2 separate regions of the Homo sapiens genome follow, and region 2 is linked to region 1. Evidence: chromatin loops called from intact Hi-C (ENCODE). Cell type or tissue: CD14-positive monocyte. All regions are shown on one strand. Region 1 has its middle 10 kb from the start of MYD88. Region 2 overlaps DLEC1 (DLEC1 cilia and flagella associated protein).

What was found. A loop is a pair of places that touch in the nucleus more often than their neighbours do. Peaks named below come from ENCODE experiments on the same cell type or tissue, not always from the same donor. Only the 100,000 strongest peaks of a DNase experiment are listed, where the experiment ranks them.
Region 2: a loop joins it to region 1, with 2.3 times the contacts of the local background. A loop is called at or near these places in 2 of 110 quality-filtered maps.

What each region holds. Positions count from the first base shown.
Region 1 is chr3:38,147,522-38,150,021 of GRCh38, forward strand. No RefSeq gene overlaps it. Among named protein-coding and RNA genes, the nearest start is that of MYD88, 10 kb to the left of the region's middle. In CD14-positive monocyte, no CTCF peak of the experiment used is centred here; DNase peaks (open chromatin) are centred at 130, 580, 980 and 2,460; H3K4me3 peaks cover 1,587 bases; H3K27ac peaks cover 2,305 bases.
Region 2 is chr3:38,083,715-38,086,214 of GRCh38, forward strand. It overlaps DLEC1 (DLEC1 cilia and flagella associated protein), which reads left to right. Exons shown (of 37, transcript NM_007335.4): 7 at 444-531; 8 at 1,560-1,733. Among named protein-coding and RNA genes, the nearest start is that of DLEC1, 46 kb to the left of the region's middle. RefSeq lists an enhancer at 1-90. In CD14-positive monocyte, no CTCF peak of the experiment used is centred here; a DNase peak (open chromatin) is centred at 1,017; H3K27ac peaks cover 720 bases.

The sequences.
Region 1 (2,500 bases):
CAAAATTATATCTGATGGTTTAAGCAAAAGATTAGTTTAGTGGTCATGCGCAAGATAGATTACGGAAGTTGATAAGCACAGTGGTAATTTCTGCTTCAGGCAATTTCACAAACAAAAAAGAGAAATGAAATGACTACTGGCTGGGAGAAGAAACTCTGGGATCCCCACAATTTCCTCTTTCCTCAAAATATGTAATCCATCAGGTTACCTCCTCTCCTAAACACTCTATGCATTGTCTGATGTAGTTTTCAACTTATGTACAGGAAATATTTGGGACAGCTATAAATGAGGGAGAGTCAAGGCACTTAAAGCAAGGAAAGGTGTCTATACCTCACTGAAACTGATAAAATGTCAACACAAGTAGAACTGTGATAAGTTAACATATGTATAATGTTACACCTAGAGCACCTACTAAAAAATCTGTTCAAACAGATACTCTCAAACACTATAAATAAATCAAAATGAAATTCTAATTTCATTTGGAAGTGCCCAAATTATAGAGCTGGAGAATAGATCAGTGGCTGCCAGTGTTTTGGGATGGTGAGGGAGCGGAGTGGGTGTGACTACAAAGAGGCAGAGCTTTACGATGTTGCAGTACAGGCCGGGTGAGGTGGCTCATGCCTGTAATCCCAGCACTTTGGGAGGCTGAGGTGGGCAGATCACAAGGTCAGGAAATCAAGACCATCCTGCCCAACACGGTGAAACTCCGTCTCTACTAAAAATACAAAAAATTAGCTGGGCATGGTGGCACGCACTTGTAATCCCAGCTACTTGGGAGGCTGAGGCACGAGAATCACTTGAACCCAGGAGGTGGAGGTTGCAGTGAGTCGAGATTGTGTCACTGCACTCTGGCCTGGGCGACAGAGCGAGACTCCATCTCAAGAAAAAAAAAAAAAAGATGTTGCAGTACGGTAGCTCTGTAACTTGATTTTGGTGGTGGTTACACAAATCTATACATGTGGTAAAATGGCATAGGACTCTACACACGTGTTATACCAAGGTCAAGTTCCTGGTTTTGATATTGTACTATAGTTATGTAAGATGTATTCATTGCAGGAAATTGTGCTGAGGATATAGGAACTTCCCTGTACTATTTTTGTAACTTCCTGTAAATCTACAATTATTTCAAAATAAAAAATTCAAGCAATTTTTAATTTAATATAATTAATATAGTTTAATATTGTATTAATATTAAATTTTATTTAATTTATTAATTAATAAGTTAACATATAAGTAAAATTTGTTTTGAGATGGGGTCTTGCTCTGTTGCCTGGGCTGGAGCACAGAGGCATGATCATGGCTCATTGCAACTGCAACCTCTGCCTCCTGGGCTCAAGCAGTCCTCCCAGTTCAGCAACCTGAGTAGCTGGGATTACAGGTGCAGACCACCACACCAGGCTACTTTTTTTTTTTTTTGGTAGAGACAGGGTTTCACCATGTCACCCAGGCTGGTCTCAAACTTCTGGGCTCAGGTGATCCACCCACCTCAGCCTCCCAAAGTGCTGCTGGGATTATAGGCATAAACCACTGTGCCCAGCCAGAAGTAAATTTATTAATATTGATACTGAAGTTTGCTAATATTTAATAATAATATTTTATATAAATAACATAAAATTAATGTTATTTAAATATTTTAATTAAATATATAAATAAAGTAGAAACAAAAGCCCCTGGGTGCTTATGCAATGACCAAAGCTTAATTTTCCATCTTGTTTTTTAAAGGAAGAATATTTTTCATTATAAAAGTGATCACTGATAACTATATTTATGCATATGTAAAAGAATATGTATTTTCAACCGCAATTTCATTTTATGTTGAAAAAATTGACCAACTTGGCTTTTGAGGACCTACTTATTATATTGGTCCAGGTCAAAAGCAGAATATAAAGCTAAGCTAGGCATGGCTCTGTTCTCAAGAAACTTAAAACCCAGTGGAATAATTGAAGCACAAACACAGAAGATCTGAAGAACTCAAGAGTTAGGCAACAGAGTCCTCCATAACATATGTGCTGGCTGGTGCCAAAGACAGTATGTCCTACAAGTCCTGCAGACAGGCCTCTGTGGGACAAAGGTCTTGAAAAGATGACCTTTAGGGGCTTTGGAAGGTGGTAGAATTGGCAGGTAGACACCAAGAGGGGAAGGAGATTCAAGCAGTAAAGAAATAATTTAAGCAGAAGGGGAAAGTGAGAGGCATATTTAGGAGCAGGGAGTAGACTGGTGGGATAAGACCCTCCAGGTTCAGTAGGAATGACTGGGGGCCCTGGAACTCAGGCTGCAACAGGGAGCATGGATCGTGTCTGGTTAGGAAGGAATTGTTAAAACCAGAGTGTGGAGAAAATTAGTTTAGTGGTCGTACGCAAGACAGATTAGGGAAGTTGATAAGCACAGTAGTAGTTTCTGCTTCAGGCAGCTGCTCAAACAAAAATGAGAAATGAAGTGACTGCTGGATAGGAAGGAGAATCTGGAGTCTCCAGAATTTCCTCCTTCCTCAGATCAAATG
Region 2 (2,500 bases), 64 kb before region 1:
TCAGAGTTCTGACAGATCTATTCCTGCCTTCATTTTTACCTTGTATTTTATTTATTTGTTTTTAAAATTTTAAACTAATTTTTTTGTTTTTTTTTTTGGTAGAGAGAGTCTCTTCATGTTGTCCAGGCAGGTCTCAAACTTCTGACCTCAAGTGATCCGCCTGCCCCAGCCTCCCAAAGTGCCGGGATTACAGGCGTGAGCCACCACACCTGGCCTGTATTTTATTTTTTACTATGGAAACTTCCCAAAACAAACAAAAGTACATAGGATGGCATAATGAATCCCCATGTACCCCTCAGCCAGCTTCGACAGTTACCAACATGTGGCCAAGCCTATTTCATTTCTACCTCTACCCCCTTCTCATATTAGAGTAAATCCTGGACATCGTATCATTTCGTCTATAAGTGTTGCTGTCTAAAAGAGATCATCTTACCTTTCAACAGATGGTAATTGCGCTGCAGAACACCACCACGACCAGCCGCTACCTGCGAGTCCTCCCGCCTTCCACGCCATACTTCGCTCTGGGACTGGGTAAGTTCAGTATTTGTAAGTTCATTAGTAGTAGTGGTAATAGTAGTGGTGGTATTAGTAGTAATAGTAGTAGTGGTGGTAGTAATGGTAGCAATGATAGTAGTAGTGGTGGTGGTAGTAGTAGTAGTGATGGTGGTAGTAGTGGTAGTAGTAGTAGTGGTGGTGGTAGTAGTAGTGGTAGTAGTAGTAGTGGTGGTGGTGGTGGTGGTAGTAGTAATAGTAGTGGTGGTGGTGGTAGTAGTGGTGGTAGTAGTAGTGGTAGTAGTAGTAGTGGTAGTAGTAGTAGTGGTGGTGGTAGTAGTAGTGGTAGTAGTAGTGGTAGTAGTAGTAGTGGGGGGGTGGTAGTAGTAGTAGTAGCAGTAGCAGTAGCAGTACTGCTACTACTTTGAGGATTGCCTCAAAGTCACTTGCTGGGCTTGCTGCCAGTTGCTGACTCCCGCCCTGAGTCTACAGCCTGGGCCTGGACTCCCCCCATCAGCAGTCCTTGAGGGCTCCTCATGCTCCACCAGCAATGTGTCCTCAGAGCCTTGACAGCTCCTTTCTCCTGACCGCCTCCACCCAGGCACTGGTCCTGCTATCTCCCCACTCCTCGTGCTGCCATTCTCCTCAATCAGGCCCTCTCTATTCCTCACTTAAGCCTCAGCAGCAGCCCCCCAGCCAGCCTTCCTACTTTAGTGTCACAGTATTTGTCTTAAGAACAACTCTGATCATGTCACCCCGTTCAGAAATCTCAAAAGTTTCTCTGCTATCCACCAAAGAAATTCTAAGCCATAGGGCCAGGCATGGCCCCACCTGACCTTTCTGGATGGATGGTGTCATTTCCCCCCAGGCTCTGGCATGCTTACCTGGAGTCGCCACCCTTGCAGCCTGCTCCCCTCGCATGCCCTTTTCCTGCCATCAGCGTGGCTTTGGCCCAGAAGGCACTTACAGAGCCAGCCCTGGCAGGGCTGGGGTCTGTACCAGCTGAGCTCAAGCCCTGGTGGCTGGCTGCTCCCAGGATCCTCACTTGTCACTTTTGTCATGCACAGGGATGTTCCCAGGAAAAGGTGGAATGGTGGCTCCTGGAATGACCTGCCAGTACATTGTCCAGTTTTTTCCCGACTGCCTTGGGGATTTTGATGATTTTATTTTAGTGGAGACCCAGTCAGCCCACACACTTCTGATCCCCCTGCAGGCCCGGAGGCCGCCCCCCGTGCTGACATGTGAGTGTGCACCGTAGCTTCCCACAGATTCAGTTAAGGTTGGAGAGTCCCCATAAGGACTGCCTGCCTCTCAGGTTCCCTTTGTATCAGCACACAGCTTGGCTCTCTTGGGCAGGGGCCGTGGGTCCTGCAGAGGAAACTGCTAGCAGCTTCTGTAGCCATCCACAGTGTCAAGCCATGATTGTTCTGCTTGCTTTTGGGTTTTCTCAGTGGAGGTTGACTCACAGCAGGGGATGAGGCCAACAGTCCAGCTAACCCCACCATAGGTTTTGCTGGCTTATGAACATCCCTGAGGGGACCTGTGCCACAGTGGGCAAGGAAGAAGTGCCTGTGCACCCTGAGGAGTCCTAACAGGTCGTCGTTGTCCTCGTGGCTGTGGGGGTAGGAGTCCTTAGCAAAGCTGGCTTCAGCTGGGCTCCCTCAGCGACAAGCTTCTACAGCTGGGCATAGGCTGGAATTTGGGACCGTGATCCCCCTTACTTCTGCCATAGCCCCCAAGGACCATGCTGGGTGGCCCTGGCTGAGCATGAATCCACAATGGGCACTGACTTCTGCTGCTCTAGCCAGGAGTGAATAGAGTCCCATGGCACTATTGCCATGTGGCCAGCAGCAGCCTGGGCAGAGCCCAAGTGGGTGTAGGGTCAGGACATGTCCCCACTCATCCTCTCTGCATAGGGTGCTGGGCTGGGACCAGCTGTCCTGATCTCTGGCTGTACCTCAGGAGAAGCATGACAGTAGGGCCTATTAAGAGTGACCTGTTGTTTCTC